Linked DNA regions of Homo sapiens: all the other regions are linked to region 1. The links are chromatin contacts, found by Hi-C or POLR2A ChIA-PET in ENCODE. All regions are on one chromosome and are shown on one strand. The core of a region is the stretch at or near the end of the contact, and the rest is flanking DNA. Distances in the headings are between cores, read along the strand shown. Region 1 holds the start of CDCA7L (cell division cycle associated 7 like). Region 2 holds the start of KLHL7-DT (KLHL7 divergent transcript). Region 3 holds the start of HYCC1 (hyccin PI4KA lipid kinase complex subunit 1). Region 4 overlaps HYCC1 (hyccin PI4KA lipid kinase complex subunit 1).

What was found. A loop is a pair of places that touch in the nucleus more often than their neighbours do. ChIA-PET counts read pairs that join two places held with the same protein, here RNA polymerase II (POLR2A). Pooled maps may share reads with other maps.
Region 2: a map of naive thymus-derived CD4-positive, alpha-beta T cell shows a loop between it and region 1 (6-fold over the local background). The contact joins the promoter of KLHL7-DT here to the promoter of CDCA7L in region 1. A Hi-C loop is called at or near these places in 1 of 168 maps with a recorded cell type or tissue (naive thymus-derived CD4-positive, alpha-beta T cell), 1 of 37 single-sample maps with no recorded cell type and 8 of 50 pooled maps. POLR2A ChIA-PET finds 5 or more read pairs at or near these places in 1 of 52 experiments (CD4-positive, alpha-beta T cell).
Region 3: a map of B cell shows a loop between it and region 1 (5-fold over the local background). The contact joins the promoter of HYCC1 here to the promoter of CDCA7L in region 1. A Hi-C loop is called at or near these places in 4 of 168 maps with a recorded cell type or tissue (B cell, GM12878, OCI-LY7 and 1 more), 10 of 37 single-sample maps with no recorded cell type and 14 of 50 pooled maps. POLR2A ChIA-PET finds 5 or more read pairs at or near these places in 2 of 52 experiments (PC-9 and activated naive CD4-positive, alpha-beta T cell).
Region 4: a pooled map shows a loop between it and region 1 (3-fold over the local background). The contact joins the enhancer-like site here to the promoter of CDCA7L in region 1. A Hi-C loop is called at or near these places in 1 of 37 single-sample maps with no recorded cell type and 3 of 50 pooled maps. POLR2A ChIA-PET finds 5 or more read pairs at or near these places in 1 of 52 experiments (GM12878).

The regions. Positions count from the first base shown.
Region 1 is chr7:21,942,800-21,948,074 of GRCh38, forward strand. CDCA7L (cell division cycle associated 7 like) reads right to left here and starts at 3,100. Exons shown (of 10, transcript NM_018719.5): 1 at 2,982-3,100. The coding sequence starts at 3,005. RefSeq lists a silencer at 2,719-2,768 and enhancers at 2,909-3,058, 3,054-3,764, 3,449-3,698.
Region 2 is chr7:23,103,038-23,108,312 of GRCh38, forward strand. KLHL7-DT (KLHL7 divergent transcript) reads right to left here and starts at 2,666. Exons shown (of 3, transcript NR_046220.1): 1 at 2,522-2,666; 2 at 1,213-1,280; 3 at 1-541. KLHL7 (kelch like family member 7) reads left to right here and starts at 2,748. Exons shown (of 11, transcript NM_001031710.3): 1 at 2,748-3,109. The coding sequence starts at 2,990. RefSeq lists enhancers at 1,936-2,922, 2,545-2,734, 2,855-3,134, 2,923-3,909, 3,615-3,694.
Region 3 is chr7:23,010,840-23,016,114 of GRCh38, forward strand. It overlaps HYCC1 (hyccin PI4KA lipid kinase complex subunit 1), which reads right to left and starts at 3,291. Exons shown (of 11, transcript NM_032581.4): 1 at 3,086-3,291. RefSeq lists enhancers at 1,993-2,674, 3,092-3,281, 3,442-3,621 and a silencer at 2,632-2,901.
Region 4 is chr7:22,991,574-22,996,848 of GRCh38, forward strand. The region is part of intron 1 of HYCC1 (hyccin PI4KA lipid kinase complex subunit 1); the gene reads right to left. Among named protein-coding and RNA genes, the nearest start is that of HYCC1, 20 kb to the right of the region's middle. RefSeq lists an enhancer at 1,396-1,475. Within about 2 kb of position 2,023, at least 2 of the 41 ENCODE cell types and tissues checked have a DNase peak (open chromatin) inside an H3K27ac peak, as active enhancers do; they include GM12878, where a contact is called at or near this core.

The DNA of each region.
Region 1 (5,275 bases), core at 1,850-4,349:
AAGACTATTAGAGTGGCAAATCATTGTCCTTTCTGTGACCAGCTTCTGGGGCTCTGGAATTACATGTTAAACAACAGGATCAGATGGGAGCACTTTGCAGCTAAGAGACCAATACCAGAAAAATACCCCTTTACCCCTTCAACAGCGTGCTCCTGCCTATTTACAAGAACATTTAGCATCATTTCCTTCTCAAATGGGCCATCCTGTACTCTGGAGCTAGAACAGAGTACGAGGAGAACACTGACATTCAGTGCCTACCAGTTTCTCTCCTACGGAGCTGCAGCAAGCTGGAGCTCCCATGAGCTGCACTGTTGACAGCTCTTAGTCAGGGATCACACCCTTGCCTTTACGAGCTATTTCTGTCATTTTATATAAAAGCACAAAGACACAGTGGTCAGCACGACAAGACTACAGCCTGGGGGAAGCGTAATCACTGTCAGAGGACATCAAATCCAACACACTGGTGGGATGGCAGGAAAGCAGACTCGAAAGTAGTTCAGAGTAAATGAGTCTCCTTGTTTGCTTCTTACTCATAACATTAGGCCTAAGCTGCTTTGCTGAAACACTTAGCTCTGCGCTTTCCAAGCGATAGAAATTATACTTACTCCAATGTGTGAGATGAAAACCCACTGCACACTGAGCTGAGCGACATTTGATGTGCAGTAATGCCACTTCAGGTGGTTCATCACATTGCTTTATTCATAAGGCTGGGGGACAGGGTGGAACCACACGAATTTAACATCTTGCTGTGCCTGAAATGTTCATTAAGTGTTCTTATCCGCAGTCACCTGCCCACCCCACAGAACCACTCTCCACTAATTTAGAGACTATAATCTGTGCACATTTAAATTACGATGAACAGGAACATTTCCACTGGAAAAACCATCACACATCTTTGATTTGCACTGCCAATTAGGTCTTCAGAAAAGGAAAAAAAAAAAAACCCTGATCATCTTACATATAGTAATTTGCCTTAATTGGTGCATAATGGATCGGATATAATTTGTGGGTAACCCCTACATGATAAATAGTTTATTTAACATTTTAGAACTACCAAAAATTAGCCTCATTGTGTGGCAGTAAACGCTCACTTCCAACTACACATTCTGGGACTTCTGAGTTTCCTAAGCATGAATTATGAATATCAGTAGTGGAAGTGCAAAGAACTCTCCAGCTTAACAACAGGAGTGACACATTCCAGAAACATTTTCTGATTACATTCACAAGGAGCTCCGGAGTGATAAATTCCAGATACATTTTCTGACTAAACTCACAAGGAGCTCAAATCTCCATCCAGAGGGTTTGTTTTTTGTTTTTAGTCCTGTAGCAACAGAAACTCCTAGAAGGTTAGGACGCCAGCCGGAAGTGGTGGCTCACGCCTGTAATCCCAGCACTTTGGGAGGCCGAGGCAGGTGGATCACCTGAGGTCAGCAGTTCAAGACCAGACTGGACAACATTGTGAAACCCTGTCTCTACTAAAAAAAAAAAAAAAATACAAAAAATTAGACAGGCGTGGTGGCGGGCGCCTGTAATCCCAGCTACTCGGGACGCTGAGGCAGGAAAATTGCTTGAACCCGGGAGGCGAAGGTTGCAGTGAGCCGAGGTCGCGCCATTACACTCCACCCCGGACAAGAGCGAAACTCCGTCTCCAAAAAAAAAAAAAAAAAAAAAAGGATGCTAATACACGGTAAAAGCCAGTGGCAAAAAATAAAAAATCGAACCCTGTCTCATTCCGTAGGCTTTACTGTTTCCCTTGCTTTTAATAGTTTATCTCACAGGAGGCATTTTAAAAATATTCTCAGAAACATCAACAACAGATTTTTCTCAAGCGACCATTTTCAGGAAGGCTTCAGAAATTACTAAAAGGCCAAAGCTACCGTTAGTGGCTCAGTCTTTGCCGCCAGACTCGGGCAGGTGACAGCGGTTTGGGCTCGGGCGCCGGGCACTCTGCGCCTTCCAACGCTGGCGGCCCCGCCTCCCCTTCTCCCGGGCCAGGCACGCAGGTGGAGGAAAGTAAACACCAGTCGGAAGCAAGGTGGAAGCAGTGAGTCTCGCGACTCTCAATAAAACAAGTGGAAAAAAAAAAAAAAACAATCCTCGCACAAAGCATCTCCGTGCTCCCACAAGCAGAGGCGTGGCTGCTTGTTTCCCTTTTTAAAGGTTGTATTTTTAGTTCTTATGAAAAATGTTTTTATTGCTTACTTCTAAGTAAACATGTATCTCCATTACGATAACGTAGAGAAAAGCTCTTTTAAGAAGTAAAAAGAGAAAACTGAAGTCACGTTCACATTCCCACTACTCACTGAAACGTTTGGGGGAACTTACTCAAGTGTTTGCTAATGAGTTTTAAAGACGAGTTAGGCCCTTAACGCGTAATTGGGGTCGTGCTGTGCATATGATTTGGGATCTTGCAGCTTGTTTAACTCGGCCCAATGACGTTACCATTTCCCCCAAATGGTTACTAATTCCTTGAAAACGTTTACAAAAGTTCTAGAATAAACACTAAAGTTATTATTTTTAAACTCCATTATCCAAGTTGGACTGGTCTGGCGATCGACTGTTAAAAAAAAAAAATTACAACTTTCTTAAGCTTCCTGATCTCTGTGCCAATTCCCGGAGAAAGTGTGGGGAGTGCACAAAAAAAGCCCCTCCCCCGTCTCACGAGGGCTGCAAACGCAGGCGCTGCGCCCCGCTAGCTCCCCGCCTGCACCCCCGGCGGCCACCCGAGACTGAGCAGAGCGCCAGGCTGAGCGCGGTTGTGTGCTGGGGCGACCGGCCTCTGTGGTCCGCGTAGCACAAACGTGACCCACTGCGCACACCTGCAGGGCGCGCCCACTCCGGCACTCAACCGGCTGGGCGCGCCAGATCCCCAGTGCCGCAGCCAAGGGCCACGTTTCCAGCCCAAGGCCAGCAGGACCGGGTGGCAAAGGGAAGTCAAACTGTGGGTGCGTCCGGACGGCGGCGGGCGGCCGGACCCTCACCTGGTAGCGAGTCGCCAACTCCATTCTTCCTAACCGGGCTCCAGTCTCCTCCCAGCACGCGGCCACGGGAGCCCGGACTCACCACGGCCCGGCGCACCAAGAACGCCCCGCGCCCGAGCAGCTAGCGCGCTCCGCCCGGAGCACAGGCGGGCCCCGGGAGGGGCGCACTTGACGCCCTGGACAGGGGGAGCGCGTTGCGCTGCCCCCTCGGTGCCGCCTCACTGGGCCTCGTGGCTCCGATCACGTTCCAACTTCGCGGCCACTGACCTTGTCTTCGCAGGCGGCGCGAGAGGGGGCTGCAGTTGGGCGCGGCAAGAGCAATTACCAGTGTTAGGGCGCCGGGCTCCCCCCTGCAGCAGAGGGAGGGAGTGGAGCCGTCCGGCGGGGTTTAGCGCGGGAGAAATGAGGGGGCTGTCCCGGCGCAGCCTCCAGCTGGCACGCGCGCTGGATACTTGGCAGGGTTTATTCCAGGTCATGCCCTGGGGCGCGAGCTTCTGCTGCAACCCCTGTCTCTGATCCAGGCAAATATTGTAGGGCGGCTTTGGGGCTTGTTTTGTTTTGTTGTTGTAACGGGGCAGGGTTCTCTTTGGGAAGATTCTGTCTCCCAAAACATTTGCTACAGGGTTCACTTTGCAGAACAGGCAACCCAGGTTTCTTTACCAAGGCCCAGGTGGACAGATGCAAACCCGCCTGAAACTTTAGACGGCCATTACACAGTAGGCCTCCACACCCACCAGACAAAGAGTTTGTAGAGGTCAGGAATGCTGACTAATTTAACAGAATTGACCCCGGCATCTACTAAGCATCAGGCACTGGGCTAGTCCTAGGAACAGAAGGGTGAACAAAAACAGGCCCCTGCTCTGTTGGAGTTTACAGCCTGAGAGCCAGTTACCAACCTAATTGCATTATTCTAAATAAATACAATAATGATGCAAATAAGTGTAATAACGATGTAAATTTTATAAATTAGATTTATAATTAATATTAATTTGATACCACTATCAATGACAAATGTAATGATGATGCAAATAAATGTAAATTTGGAGCGATGATGCCATGAGAAAAAAGGCAAGTGGTATTAATGGTGGTGTGAAATAGGAAGACAATCTGATAGAGGTCAGGGAATACTTCTTAGAGTTCAGATATGAAGAGTGAGGAATTAAGTTTGTGGAAATTGTGGGAGAGTTGAAGTAGAGAGTGGGGAGAATGGTAAATGAAGTTGTCCTGAAATCACAGCAGGTTTGCTGGACAGTGTTGCACACCTATTTAGAACCGTGGTCATAGGTTTACAGTAGAGCATCCTGTACGCATAGGACCTTCTGCAGCCCCTCTCAGCTGCTTAGGATCTGACGTTCATCTTTTCTTTATTGAACGAGTGAATGAAATTTGCCAAACATTTACTCAAGCTTGAAGAGAAAACATGGAAAAGGTTTCCTTCCTTCCTTTGGTTAGTTCAGCAAACAACATGTGTTATGTGCTTTCATGTTCCAGCCCTCAGTGTTCTCACTTCCTGGTGGTAGTAAAACCAATACAACATTGTGTGACTTAAAATGTTTTGTTTTTATTGGATAATGTTATTTATTCATTATGGCCACTTCATTTTTATTATGCTTTAGAGTTTTCCTTCACATGCAGTATCTCCTTGAATCCTCTCAATATCCTTCCAGATCCTTATTGTCCACATTTTTAAAATAAGGAAACAGAATCTAAGAAAATACATTAAGAGATCCCTGCCACCCTGCCACTAAGTGACAGCAGCAGACTGCCAAACTGAAAACCATTCCTTATGCCTCCAGATCCAACATTCTTTCCATTTTTCTGTATTTTTTCCCTTTGGCTGCCAGGAAGCTTAGAGTGAAAATTAATTCAATCAGAGCTCTTCTTCCTCTTTTTTTTTTTTTAGATAGTTGCTTCCTCATGAACTGCTGATCTTGTTTGCACTTCTTTTCATTGTAGGTTAAATCAAATCAATTTTGGAAAAGGGAGCACAAATTTGAAGCAGGTCAGATTTTGCAAAACACTTGAAGCAGCCTAGACTAGCTACTTCTGTATCAGGAAACCTGTAAGCTGTTGAACCTTTCTGTTTAGAAATTTGCCATAACTAACCCTAAGTCTTCAGATGACAACCCCTAAATTTTCTTCCTGTGCTTAGCAAAGCCTGTACACGTTTGATGGTATTTAGTAATTGATTATATAGTGGTGTGTTTTGTTTTGTTTTGTTTTGTTTTGTTTTGGTCAGGCTTTGGGAAAATCTCTAAGGAACCAGAGGATTTAAACATGGCACTGCAGTAATA
Region 2 (5,275 bases), core at 1,416-3,915, 1.2 Mb after region 1:
AAAGAAAGTGGTTGTTTGAAAAGGAATCTATTCATGGTGAAGACTCTGTAAATATTGTTGAAATGACAACAAAGGATGTGGAATAGTGCATAAACTTAGTTGACCAAGCAGAGACAAGGTTTGAGAGAATTGACTCCAATTTTGAAAGAAGTTCTACTATGGGTAAAATGCTATCAAACAGCATTGCATGATATGGAGAAATCCTTTGTGAAAGGGAGTCAATCAATGCAGCAAACTTCATTGTTGTCTTATTTTAAGAAATTGCCATAGCCATTCCCAACATTCAGAAACTACCATTCTGATCAGTCAGCAACCTGACCCTGATCAGTCAGCACCTATCAACATTGAGGCAAGACCTTCCACAAGCAAAATGACTGTGAATCTAGTGGGCATGGTGATGTGGGCCTGTAGTCCCAGCTCCTCAGGAGGCTGAAGCAGGAGGACTGCTTGACCCCGGGAGTTTGAGGCTGTAGTGTAGTATGATCACATCTGTGAATAAGCCACTGTACTCAATCCTGGAGAACACAGCAAGACTCCATCTCTTAAAAAAAAAGAAATAAAAATAAAAATAAATTTAAAACTTGCAACTTGCAAAGGCTTAGATGATCATTAGCAACTTTTTGGCAACAAAGCACTTTTTAAGGTATGTGCATTGCTTTTGCAGACATAATATTATTGCACACTTAATAGACCACAGTATAGTGTAAACATAACTTGCATATGTTTTGGGAAACCAAAAAATTTGTGTGATTCACTTTACTGCGATATTTACTTTATGTGGTGGTCTGGAACAGAACCCAAAATATCTCTGAAGTATGTGTGTATTATTAACTCAGTAAAGTAATTTTAAGTGTCTTGTGCTGGCACCCCTCTAAGCATTTTTATAAACCTTACGCCAGTTCCATGTAGTAGGTTCTACTTTCACAGATAAGGAGACTGAGGCATAACAGAAGTTAATCAATTTGCCCAAAGTTGCACAACTAGAAAGTTGAGATGTTTGACTTTGCATCCAGGCAAAGTCTCATGCTTAATCCCTGTACTATATAATCTCTGTGGCCTCTTTGAGCTCTGAATCCTATGGCTCTTCCATGAACTTTGATGTTTTATATTCAGCAATATGTAAAAAGACTGTTCTAACATCAAGGACTAAGGATGCTGTTCCTCGTTTCTTTTTTGCCTTATTACAGGACAGCATTCTTTTTCATCACTTACATTTCTGCCTTTGAATCACGGATCCTTCATCTCCCAAGGCCTTAGAGTTAGAAGACAGATTTCTACTTCTTTTCAATTAAAAAAAAAAGAAAAAAATTTATTCCGTTTTTCTTCAGTGTCCTGGGTCATTTAATAAAGTGAATGAAAAATTTTCTCATTTATAATTTTATTAACAATAAATTATTCCTATTGCCAGGGTTCACCTGAAATCCCCAAATCAACTAGTTAAAATAGAGGCACATCTGAGAACCTCTAGATTAATAGAAGAAAGATAAAGAGTACAGAGACATAAGTATCTTACTCTTTTGTAAAAATTGAGGCGTATATATAGCTTGCTCTTTCATCTGGATTATGCTATATGGTTTGTCCTCAACAAGAAAAGTATACTGTGGGCCAGGCCTGGCCGCTCATTCCTGTAATCCCAGCACTTTGGGAGGCCTAGGCGGGAGGATTGCATAACACCAGGAGTTCGAGACAAGCCTGGGCAACATAGTGTGACCTCTTCACCACCACCACCACCACCACCACCACCACCAAAAAAATTTAAAAATTAAAACTTAGCCCAGAGTGGTGTTGCACGCCTGTAGTTTCAGCTACTTGGGAGGCTGAGATGGGAGGATTGCTTGAGCCCAGGAGTGCTGAGGCTTCAGTGAGCTATGATTAGCCACTGCACCGCACCCCCAGCCTGGGCGACAGGGCCGAGACCCTGCCTCCAAAAAAAAAAAAAAAAGCCTCAATGGTGTAAATTATTTTACATAAAATGTCTCTGTATAGTCCTATATAGACCGAGGAGGAAAACCAATGAGATATAAAGTTTTCATAATGTTAAATAATGTACAATTTCAAATAATCCTGTATATTACTATACAGTAGAAAGAATATGGTTACAAAAAACATTTCCATGAGGGCTGTGATTGAGTTCCGTGTTCCCGTAAAACACTTAGAGAAGCCTAACTGAAGATTTCTAGAACCGACTGACAACTGATTTCAGTTGTAAACACACAGTAAGCCAGCCTAGTTAGGCAGACATTCATTGCACGCCAAGGAGACACCAACGGGACTGTGTGCTCTTGCGTTATGAATCCCACGAAAATAAATCTTGTGCTCCGTGTAACATGACTTTAACTTGCAGTAATATCCTTTCATCATTTAATATTTATTGAGCGCCTACCATACACCAGGCTCAGATACTGCACTGAACACCGACCCTGTCCCATGAAGCCTTACACTGATGGGAGACACCTTTGCATGTTCCACAACCCAATTATCAAAAAAAAAAAAAAAAAAAAGATAATCACGTAACCGAAACCTGGAAATCTGCCTTGGGCACACAAAAGAGCAGGCGCGACCTCGGACCAGCTCCGAGGCAAAATTCACTCAGCGCGGGACAGCGACAGGGAATCCGGCCGCACCTGTGCCTGCAGTCTCATTGCTCGGAACGGCGCGCCACTGTGACGTGTCAGGCCCCGCCCCTGACTCTCCTCATAGTGCCCCCGCCTCCTTGCGCGAAGTGCGCAGGCTCCTGGGCAGGGCTCGGGTTCTGCCCGGGGACGCAGCCCAGTTGGTAGCGTCGCTCCCTGAGCGTTTCTAAGGGGGCCGCCCGGCCTTGTCTTTCGGCAGTGGCCGAGCCACCGCCGCCTGCCGCGCGTTCCAGAGCTGGGCGCTGCAGCTGCACTGCCGATCGCCGTGTTTGGTCGATAGAATCCCCAGTGTGCCCAGAGAGTGCGACCCCTCGCCCGGCCCGGCGAGCCCCGGGCGTGAACCGAGCTGAGGGAGGATGGCAGCCTCTGGGGTGGAGAAGAGCAGCAAGAAGAAGACCGAGAAGAAACTTGCTGCTCGGGAAGAAGCTAAATTGTTGGCGGGTTTCATGGGCGTCATGAATAACATGCGGAAACAGGTACCGCCTCTGTGGGAGTGACGGACGACGGTGGGAGGTGGTCCGGGGCTCGGGCCCCTGGTTCCCGGGGTGGAACCCCGCGCCCTGTGGATCGCGCCCCTCTTTCTCTGTCCTCGCCCCTCCTTCCGTTTTCGCAGGCGAGCGATTCCGCAGTTGGTAGAGGGGCGCGTAAAACAATTCTCGAGCAAAAGTGCTTCTCGTCTGCCGAGGATGTAGCTCCCAAGTCAGACTCCTGGGGGACTCCTCAGGCTGGCTTTCGCCGTCGGGTATCGGTTGTGTAACAGCTCTGCCCTAGTTATCTCTTTGTGGGGCGAGGATCCTTCCATTGGCGAGCCGTTTTAAGGTGCCGTGAGATCTTGTGTGAAGAAACCCGTTGGCATAGCCCAAACCGAAGCCCCCAAAGGGAGGAGAGTTGCTGGCCTGACATCAGCTGCTCTTAAATAAGGATCCCCGCCCCCTCCTGTGTTCCCCGGTGGAGCTAGTTGAAGAGGAGTCCTCCTGTTCGTGCTAATTTAGAGCAGAAGCAGCCATCGATAAATACCATGCCATCTTCTAAGGGCACTGTGCGCCTCTGTTATTAAGAGGAGCTCTTTGTTCTGTCCTTGGTGTGTGGTGCATTCGTGAAATTCTGCAGCACATCGGCGAAAGGTGGGTTATGAAAAGAACGGATTTTAACGCTGGCGAAGGTGAAACAAAGAGGCTTTTTTTTTTTTTAATTCCATAACATCTACACCGATAAGCATAGAAAGTCACTTTTTCCTTTCTGTAAGCTTTATTTATAGATAATACACATCTAAGTAGATTTGTGGGAATGTTTGGGTTTTGTTGACTGGGATCCTGTTTCAAGGGGACAAAGCAGGATGTGAGTTATGTGTAACTGCAAAACCTAGTTTGCTTTGTCTGGTGGTTCTGCTGGGAATATGGGCAACAGTAGAGGAATTTAAGATTTTTATGAAGATATTAACTTCTGGTTTCTATAAGCAAACGCTGACTGCTGGGATTTTGTCTTTGTTCACCAGCTCCTGCTACAGTGCACCAGTGCAGTCTGTGGGAATGCTTTTAAATCTTTCCTGGCCTGGCCTTTGTGCTGAAGTACTGTGAATGCCTGAATTCGTTAATTTATGTAACTGACTTTCATGTATCTATTTTCAAATTCATGTTCCTTTCATGTAAACCTTTTTGTATCTACAATACCACAGACTTCAAATTGCTGGTGCATTTAGCTATTGCCTGCCTGTAATGGTAGTTGAACATAGTTAACCAGGGCTTAAACTCGTTGAAGACTCATTAGGTTCCCTCCCACTCCCTCGAATATATGTTTTCATTCGTGGATCATAGCATTGTAAAGCATTGCCTTAATCCCTAAATAGGGTGAAACTGGATTGCAGCAGCAAATATTTACTTGAGGAGCAGAGGATTATCTGAGACTGTCCGTTTAGCTCTTTGGATTTAAAAAGTGACTCACATTTCTTAGCTTTGGAGTATATTAACATCACTTATTTACCGTTACAATAGAAGTACAATTACTGAAAAATCAGGGTTCTGTTACTGAGTAGGAAGGAAAAAATGGTTACCTGGTGAACAACCAGGGGTCCCCTCCACAATGATTAACTGACCTTAATCTGCCAGGTTCTCCTGTTGTCAGTGGTTTGGCATGTGATTCAAACAGTTCTCCAATAGCACTTTTATCAACTTCATGGAATCATGCATCTTTTGCAAGATGTGCAGTTTCACTTCGCAATTGATTTACATTATGGTTATATTGTATTGTCCTGTTTAACATCATAACACAGGAAACAATTGACCGAGAATGACTGACAAGGGCAGTTGATGGGAATTGGCAGAAACAGTGGCTGGTCTGAGCCAGAGTAGGAATGTTTGAGTGAGGACCAACTTTATAAGTGCTCTTGTTCTTTAGTAAATATTTTTGTGTTATGACTACTTTTACATCCCTTTACAATCTCATTGCTTTAAGGATCAGGATAATGAGTGCCTAGATGACAAGGACCCCTCTGTAAACATCCAGAAACATTCCTTCAAGAATTTGAGAACATTGTGAGATTAGCATACCTCAGTTCCAATCCTGCTCTCTCATTATTTCATTTTGTTATTTTAGATAACATGATTTGGGTCATTCCATCTCTCTGTAGTATAGTGGCCGATTCT
Region 3 (5,275 bases), core at 2,041-4,540, 1.1 Mb after region 1:
AAAGCTATAGCTATCATTTTCTCCCTTCTTTATTTCAGTTCTCTTGAAAAGTCTCACTTAAGCATGTCTACTTTATCACACCCATTCTTTCTCAATCTTCTGAAGCCTGGTTTCTGAACCACCACTCAGTTAAAACTGTTCTTGTTAAAGTTACCTATGGACTCCTGACAAATTCAGTGGTCACTGGGGCCCTCTCCTAACTTGACACCTCCTTACAGCATTCAAAATTGTTAACCTGTTCCTCCTCCACTGGAAAATCTCCCCGCCCTTGGCATCTTTCCTGATGGTCCTCCTACCTTGCTAGCTACTATTCCTCTAACTTTCAGACAATTCTTCTTCCTACTTCTGCTATTTATGAGAGTCTGTTCTCTGGCTGCCACTTTCACCAGGCTAAAGGCTTTCCCTGAGTCATTTCATCACAACTAAATCAATATAGCTTCAATTCAACCCCCAATCATCTCTCTAATCCTGATTTTCACATCCACAGATACAAACATCTATCTATATCTTCGCCTGAAGTTCCACTGCTTCCTCAAATTCAAAATAGCCAAAACAGAATTTATCATCTTCCTTCCATTTTTGTGTTCCTCATTTCCATCAACAGAACCCCAAGTCAAACCTTCACAGTCCTGAGTCCTCCTTTCTTCTCATAGGTGATTAGGACTTGTTAGTTTTTCCCTCACTCTGCCACAGTAAAGGTCTAAAATACAAATCCAATAAATGGCTTCTCATCTATCACGTTCAATCCAATCCCTTTAGCTAAGGATACCATTCCCTGATCTGGCCCTCTACCACCCTCACTATCTTCATCTGGCACCATTTCCTACTAACCCCTGCATTCAAGCCATATCAATGTCAATGTTATTGACTTTGTCAACTGCCAATGTCAATTGACACTGACTCGTCATTGTCAATGACTTATCTAAATTGCCACAGTTTCTCAGGCCTCCTTGCCTTCTCAATTACTATATCCTCCTCTTGGGAAGTTACTTACCTCCTGCACTTGGCAAAATCATATCATCCTTCACAACTTGGCTGTGTGCTCCCAACTCCACCTACACTCAAGGCAAGTTAACTATCTCCTACTCTAAACTCTCCTACTACACTAGGCATATCTCTATTCCCACTGACTACATAGTATTATAATTGTTAATTTACTGTAATGTTACTAACATCTTGTATGTTAGATAGTAAATTCCTTGAAGACAAGAGCTATGACATTCATTTCTGTATCCCTAGTACCTACTCAGCCTGGAAGAGTGAAAAAATAAATTTATGTTTGATATAATTTCAATCATTTATAAAATATAAACGATACCCCAAAATAGGTCTTGAATACTAAGATTTCTTAAAATTTCTTAAGATCCATTATAAAATAAATATTAGGCAACAGGATGCTGAATAAAACAGTACATATATTTAAACTCACCGTCAAAGACACCAGTCTAAAAAATACAACCCAGAGCAAATTTCATAAAACAGAAATACAACAATGAAAGGAAGCAGAGCAAGGATAAACGCTGACCCAGCTAATGCCTTATCGGGTGTCTGTATCCAGGTACTGCTAATGCCGATGACTAAGAAGGTTTCTAATCCTTCTAATCCCTCATGGTAATTTCAATAAATCGAATAAGGATAAACGAGCCAAATCCAGAATTTGTTTCCTAAATATGTGATGCTTTTCCCCCTTGCCACTTGGTTTGATTGAACTGATTATTTGAATAGCTGACTTTGAAGCCACTATTGGCCAAGCAGATCTTAAATGTTTTTCCTTCCTTGTCTTTGCCTGCACTTCAAAAATATGGTGGTTTAGACTACTATTCATCCTGTAAACCTTAAAATGTATTCACCTAAAGAAAAAAAAATACTTGGAAATGTCGGGGGAGGTGGGGTGCCTGTGGATGTTAGCAGTAGAATGTTTTCATGGAAAACAAGCCTCCCAGTCTTTCTGACTTTATGGCAATAAGATTTGAAAGCTGAAAACCTCAAACTGTAAAGTGTTACATGAACCAAAGAGGTGGCCCACCTGCTCCAAAAACTACTGTGTGATCCAAGGATAAATAATTTGCAAAAGGTCAGCTTGGCCCTACTGCCTGTAGGGCAGTCTCTGAGATAAGAAGTAGCTGCCGGTGGAACAAATTCCCCCTACCTGAAGAGCGCCGCGGCTGCCAGGCTTGTGATAGTGTATTTCTCAGAGAGCAGATTCTGTGCAGTACTAAACCACTTAGGCAAAATTAAAATCTTTCAGGAATGTCTAAACTCACAAAGCACACATGTGCAAGCTGACGGGCAGACAGCAAATTTCGGGGAAGCGTACAAACTTGGGGGTGTTTTAATGCAACCATTTTCAGCCAAACCCCCGAGGATTCCCGAGTATGTTAAAATGAGCCTCAGGAGAGGAATAACTCATAGAAAGAAGGGGCAAGGGCTCAAGAAGAGATCTTCAGCGAAATAACCAAGGAAGGAAGCGTGGCTGCTGTCTGAACCTCTCCGCCCTGCAGGGGACCAAAGACCGACTCGGGCCAACGCTGCTCTCCAGGGGGCGAGGGCGGGGGGTCGACAGTGACCATTGTGGCCACCAGACCGGACGGACAGTGGCGGCCTCGCCGAAGTAGAGGGCGCGAGTGGGAGAGGAGGCAGAGGCCAGAGCATCCGCCGCGGCAGGGAGGGGACGGGGGGCTCCCGCCCCAGGCCCACCCGGCAGAGGGGCGGCCGGTGGGGCCGAGGCGGCGGCACCCGGGTCACAGCAGGAGGCTGGACTGCTCCTCGCCGGGAAGGAAAGACCCGAGTCGCGCGCACAAAGCTGCCGCCCTCCAGGCAGCGGGCAGGCTGCGCCCAACTTCGGGGCGAGCAGCGCCGGCCGCAGCCCACCCGCCCGCCAGCCGCCCCCAGCGCCCCGCGCCGCCTCGCACCCACCCATGGCGCCTCGCGCGGGAGCCGTTACCCCCAGTGGAGCCGCGGCCCCAGGGACAAAGTCCCGGTCCTGTCCTCGCCGCCGCCTCGCCCCGGCTCCTCCCTGACAAAAAAAAGTTATCCGTTGCCGGACGCCCTGGGGGCCCGGCGTGGGTCTCTCGGCTGGACTCACCAGGGCGGCTGCCGGAGCTCCACCTGCAGGACCTCGACTCGTGAGGCTCTCAGCGACAGCGACGGAGGCTGCTCTGCTTCCTCCCGAGTAGCAGCACCACCTGCTCCCCTTCTTCCTAGCAGAACGGGTCCCGGTGAGCCATCTTCCCCCTCCTCTCACTGACTGACAACCCAGCCGGGAGAGCCACCACTGCCGCCAGCCTCTCTGACAGGCACGACCAGGGACCCGTCCTCAAGCAGCCAACCACCACCGCCCCACGCCAGTTCAGCCTATCGCCGTCCTCCGGGGCGGGATCAGAACAACTTCTCCACCAATGAGAATCTTCTTCTGCTGGGCCTGGGGCGGAGCCATGAGGCGCCTTGAGTGGGCGTGGTCTGAGCAATGGGCGTGATCCGGGCGTCCGAGGGAAGTTGATTGACTGTAAGGTTTGCGGTGGCCGCTAGGCGATGACAATCAGCGAAGGTCTCTTAGATTCTGAGCCGTTAGGGCTTATGGCCTTCTCAGAAAAAAATAAACCTTACCGGATGATGTGAAGGGTATCAATTTGTTTCTCTTTTGTGAGAAAAGAGAAACAAATTGATAATTTACTAGTCAGTAGGATTTACTTCCCTGTAATTAAATTCACAAGAATTTATCAAAATCTTATCAAATCCCGGGAGGAAAAAAAAATTACGTTTTTGCAAAATGGAAATACAAACTTCCCCCTCACTACATCATTGCTTTTGGGCTTAGCCTGGAAAAAGTCAAATACGATGCCTCAGTTTTCTTTCCATGGGGGTTGTTTTTATTTTTTCCATCATTCCTCCCTACTTTTTCTCTGAACATATACTAAATGTTTTGTATAATAACTGGAACCCGAGAACACCTGAACCTGCGCCTGCAGACAGTACTGCTGTTTTTGACCTTGTAAACCTCTCCTACCACATCCTTCTCAAGACTGGTCAGGATTAATTAGAAGAAAAACTGACCTCCACCCTAGAAGACAGGAAGTTCATTCTAGCTTTACACTAGAAATGGGCAGGATTTCTCCAGAAACACTAAGTGAACTTTTCAAACATGCTGAACTCATAAATAACAAGCACATAAATAAGAAGATATATTACTTGATATCAAAAGGGTATCAAGCAAACAATTTCAGGTAATTATTAGGGCAGATTGCTAAAACAGATAGGATCCCCCTCCAAAGGGAGGATCAGATTAATGAGTAAATAATAACAAACTACAGTGATAAGGACAATAGAGATTGGTTCAATGAGCAATGGAAACAGAGGACAAGAAATGACTGTTTAGGAAAGTCAGCGAACTCCACAAGGAAGGTAATGTTTGAGTTGGATCTTAAAAGGTAAATGGGAGTTTGCCAGAGAAGAAAGTCAAAGGGTATTTCAGAAAGGGAGAACACCATGTTCAAAGGCATGGAGCTGTGAAAGGGCACAGAGCCATTGTGGAATGTTGAGAAGGTAGATGGGGTTAAATGATGAGGAACGGCCAAAAATTGGGCTGGAGCAAAAGGTTGAGGTGAGATTGTAAAAGACCTCACAAGCTACACTAAGATATTCAGACAAGCACTGTCCAGCAGAGCTTTCTGCACTGGTGAAAATGTTCTATATTTGTGTTGTCCAAAATAGTAGCCATTAGCCACATGTGGCTATCAAATACTTGAAATGTGGTGTGACTGAAGAGCTCAATGTATTTATTTATTTATTTATTTATTTTTGAGACAAGGTCTCACTCTGTCACCCAAACTGGGGTAGAGTGCTTAAGTGATCCTCCCACCTCAGCCTCCCAAAGTGCTGGGATTACAGACATGAACTACCATACACGGCTGAAACTCAATTTTTAATTTTTTTTTTTTTTGGCAGAGTCTCCCTCTGTCACCCAGGCTGGAGTACAGTGGTGGGATCTTACCTCACTGCACTTCCACTTCCCAGGTTCAAGCAATTCTCCTGCCTCAGCCTCCTGAGTAGCTGGGGTTACATGAACTCACCACCACACCCAGCTAATTTTTGTATTTTTTGTAGAGACAGGGGTTCACCATGTTGGCCAGGCTGGTCTCGAACTCCTGACCTCAGGTGCTCCACCCACCTCAGCCTCCCAAAGTGCTGGGATTACAGGTGTGAACCACCATGTCTGGCATTAATTTTTAATTTTAACTTTAACAACTCCCATATTGGATAGCTCAGGTTTAGATTT
Region 4 (5,275 bases), core at 773-3,272, 1.0 Mb after region 1:
CAGTAACTAGGCAAGCCATGTGGTTTCTTGAAAGTGTAATGTTCATTTTTTAAAAAGTAAAAGTGACAATATTCAAAATGACCATATTTGACAACAGTGATGCAGAAGACTGGGATTTACTTAAGTATAAATTTAAAGAAGTAAGCTAAAGGAAATGCAGAACAGTTTTATCTCAAGCAAAATGTTTGTCAAAATACAACGTATTTTTCTTTACCTATCCATTTGTATGGGAGTAGACTTGGAAACTATTTCCTGACGGAAAACTTGAGCTCTATCTGAATTTCCTAACTTCCAAATTCAGTCACAAATCCTTCATTAAGCTACTTAATTTTCATCAGCATTATAAGGTAGTAGAAACTTAGGTAGAGTAGCCAGAAATGAATTCTGATTCTATTACTTACTTGGGTAAGATATATTTGCCTTACTTTTTTTTAATCTGCAAAATAGGGATAATGACAGTACCTATTTGCAAGGAGTTATTGTGAGGAGTACATTTTAAAATGCAAATAAAAGCAGTTATTTCCATTCCTGGCAACAAACTATTATCACTATGCAATATTATTATTATTATTAATTCTTATAAACTCTGCTCAGCTGTCTACGAAAGTATCCAGATATGCCTTAATGAACAACGCAGGTTCTTGTCAAAGAATACATTCTAAGGTTCCTGCTGTCTAATTCTCATAAAAAAACATGATTAAAACATTTTTTGGTCATTCATTCATTCATTCACTCATAAAAGATTACTTGGGTAATACGCATTTTATTTTTAAAATAAAAAATATTTCTCCTTGGATCAAGTCAGACTAACAGAAAACCACATATATGTACTGTATTATTGATTTTATAGAACTGTCTGTTTGGAGAAACTGGGCTTTGAAATTATGTCCAAAATGTTACCAAAGCACTGCTAGATGACATTTATCCTCCTTAAAAGCCAACAGAGTCTAGAAAATTCACATCTTAAGTTTTCAGTACTAGGAAAATCTCTCCTTTGGAGTAACTTGTTTGTTTTTATATTATGAATACTGTGAGTTTCATAACCAATTCTCTTTGTCTTACTGTTATTTTCTGTCTGCCTGTATCTACTTTTTTTATGTTGTTATGTATATTTGTAAAGCAAAGCCAATATAAATGCACAAAAGTTTTCTTTTGTATGAATTCCATTGTTTAATAAATTAGGACAGAAAGTTATCACAAATGGAACCACACTACATCAAGTTACATAGAAATGGGGAGGTAAAATTTTTACAAAAATTCAAAATAACTCTCCAGTTAAAATTAAGGTTAATTTTTCAAAAATTAAAAGAAATCAAGAGGAATATACAAGGAACCAAGAACAGTCAAGGGCTGTCTTGAAGAACAACAGAACTGTGGGACCTGGACTTCCAACAGCAAAGCTTAGTATAAAACTTACCAAAAACTATAGTAATTAAGCCAGTGGTGGCACTGTCAGAAGAATAGAAAACAACCAATGGAACAGAATAGAGTGGCCAGAAACAGACCCACACATATATGGTCACCTGATTTATGACAAAAATGACACTGAAATTCAGTGAGGAAAGGATGCTCTTTATAATAAATGGGGCTAGGTTATTTGGATAGCTACATGGGGAGGACAAAAAGAACCATGACCCTAGAGATCATGCTGTATGCAAAAATAAAAACAGTTTCAGTTGGACCACAGATCTAATTGTGAACAGTAAACCATAAGGCTTTTAGAAGAAAATGCAAGAGAGTACTTTCATAATCTTAGGCTAGGCAAAGGTTTCTTAAACAAGAGGCACAAAAGCACTAATCACAAGGAGGGGAAAAGGATAAACTGGACTTCCTTGAAAGTAAGAATTTCTACTCACCAAAAGATACCACTAGGAGAATGAAAAGGCAAAGCCATAGGGTGGCAGATGATATCTGCAATTCATATACATGGCAAAAGTCTCATATCCAGAATATATAAGGAACTCATAAATTATTAAGAAAAAAGGTAGACAATCCTATAGGAAATCAAGACCATCACTTACTCAAATGGAAACTTAGCACATGAAACGTGCTCAACTTTGTTAGTCATCAGGGAAATGTCAGTTAAAACCCACAGTGAAATACACCATACAAACACACACACACACACACACATACACACACACACGTACGCATGTGTAGCTAAAATGAAAGATCACACCAAGTGTTGAAAAAGATATGGAGCAATCAATATTCAGACACAGCTAATGTGAATGCAAATTGGTACAATATCTTGGAAAACTCTTTAGCAATATCCTCTAAACTTGAGGATATATACATATACTCTACGAACCCAGAAATTCTACCCATGTTAATACTCAACAGAAATGAGGACATATGTTCTCTGAAAGCTATGTTCAGAAAATGTTCATCTGAGCAATAGGCTTTTGTTTTTGTTTTGTTTTTAGAGACAGAGTCTCACTCTGTTACCCGGGCTAGAGTGTAATGGCGCTACCACAGCTCACTGTAGCCTCAAATTCCTGGGCTCAAGGGGTCCTCCCACCTCAGCCTCTCAAGTAGCTGAGACTACAGGAGTGTACCACATGCTTGGCTACAGCAGGTATTTTTTAATAGTCAAAAACTAGAAACAAACCAAATGTCCATCAGTAGTTGAACGAATAAATTACAGTATACTGTACAATATCTGAAATTCTATACAACAAAATATAACTTTTAATGAATAAACTATATCTGTGTTACAGTGTTGGATAAAAGAATGCAGGAAAACAGAGTACATACTATATAATTACATTTATGTAAATTTCAAGAACAGATAAAACGAATCCATTTGTGTTAGAAGTTGGGATAGTGGCTGCTCTTGAGGGGCCTATCTTGTCGGTTCTGATAACAGTCTGTTTCTTGATCTAGGTGCTGGTTACTCAAGTGTATACATTTGGTGAAAATTTGCCAAGCTAAACATTTCATAAACTGTACATTTTTCTGTATGTATATTATACATTAGTAACACCAGTCAGCCCTGGGTCTCTTATCTTCCACTTGATAGAGATCAAATGGGAGCCCTCATTGTATAGCTGAGCTCACATGGACACTCACTTGTTTAGCACGCATGCAAGCTCAGAATAAAATTGTTCCTCCCCAAACTTCTCTGTCTCCTGCAGAACTCAAAAGGGAGTCTATGACATGCCTCCCTATCCTGAAACTTTCACAGTCTCACCACCACTGTCTGCTTTAGGTCCACCAGGACTAAAGTCTTTATTCCCTTCATCTCTGTTTATGTCCAGCACCACAAGAAGCTACAGACACCTAGATGACACTCATCTCACACACTAGTCATCATAACTCTTTGTACATCTTCTGTTTTGCTCCCATCTCCCATCCCATCCTAATTCTGGAAGGACGATATACTTCCATGGGTCCTCTGGAATTTACAGTCTATTACCAGCAAAATCCTCTACATCTTCAACAGTTCTTCAAATGTTGCTTTCTTCTTTTCATGAGACACTAGTTTCCCTGCATGCAAGCTTACCAAATAGTGATTGCATTTCCTCACACATCCCTGAAACAAACCACTGGGCTTAGAGGTAAAGTAGGTGTTCTCCTTTCTTCTTATTACCACTCAAGATCATTCTCTTCCTCCTTCAACCATCCACCCAAAGCTGCTTTGAAACTCTATCACCATCATCTATCAATCAATCCACCCCACGCCCTTGCCCTGCTCGGTCCCTCCCCTTCATTTCTGGATGATCTTAGCTCCTAGCTCACTGTCATGCTTTCAAACAACTCCTGCTTAAATCTTGGTGATTTTTTTTCTTACCTGAAGTCTAAATTCCTAGAAGTCTTAATTCCTAGAATTCTCCTCCTACAATATTTTCTTCCTATCTGCCTCAGCTACTCAATCCTACGATCAAAGTCTATGATCATAGCCTAGACCACCTGTTTTCAAACATTTGGGTTAGGGACTCTTTATACTCTTAAATATTAAGCCAACCTGAAAGAACACCCAATGGCCAAAGCTGGAACAATCCAAGCAACAGAACAAGTAATGTAGTACTGCATTATAACCCAAAGTATAAAATAAACATACATGAGGCCATACTCATATAAATAAATGATTAAATAAATAAGAGAATAGGAGATAAAGTTTCCTTACGGAAGAATTCCCAGTAACAGATGTAGACACTATCTCTTCCAGGAGGTAGAGCTTAGTCCTTGCTCCCCCATTGAGAGTGCACTGGACATAGCTATTCACTTGCAAAAAAAGAGAGTACGGAAAGAGGAAAAGAGTAACTGTATAGTGGTGAAACCGGGCAAGCACTGCCTTGATCTAAGCTAACATCAACACGACGTCATGTGAATATCAAGTACCATTCAAAATGATTACAGACATGAGCCACCGTGCCTGGCCCCTGGTAAGTTCCTTTTAACTATAAAAGTAAGAATATCTTTAGAAGAGAAAGTATGGCTGGGTGCGGTGGCTCACGCCTGTAATCCCAGCACTTTGGGAGGCTGAGGCAGGAGGATCACTTGAGGTTAGGAGTTTGAGAAAGACTGGCCAACACAGTGAAACCCCTCTGTACTAAAAATACAAAAATTAGCCAGGCATGGTGGCATGTGCAGGTGATCCCAGGTACTTGGGAGGCTGAGATAGAAGAATCACTTGAACCCGGGAGGCAGAGGTTTCAGTGAGCCAGGATCAGACCACTGCACTCCAGCCTGGATGACAAAGTGAGACTCCGTCTCAAAAAAAAAAAAAAAAGAAGCAAAAATATACAAACATTAAAAATGAATCCTGAAATATCAATGCATTATGTAGGAAAGAGAATAATGGAATTCTATAAAGTATAGGATAATTTTTTTATTTCAACTTTTATTTTAGATTCAGGAGGTACATGTGCAGGTTTGTTACATGGGTATACTGTGTGATGGTGAGGTTTGGAGTACTATTGTAGGATAAGTATTTAAAGAAATAAAAAATTAAAAAGCCAACAGTGTTTACTAGCTGACATAAGCTTTTCTTTGTCCTTACCACGTACAGTACAATTGTTAAAAAAAAAAAAAAAAAAAAAAAAAAATTCTTTCCATTAGCCCTGGGCTTCAAGATGAGTAACAGTTCTGACTAAAGGTATCAGTAAAGCTTAGATAGGACAAAAAGCAAACTGGCCACAAAATGATTTAAAAACTGTTTCTCTCTACCAGCAAGCAGCAAGAGGCTCTCTACAAGTTGCTAACCCACCCCCACATTTCATATATAATATGTAACCTATTAACATCTATGCCAAAGACTTGACTATATAAC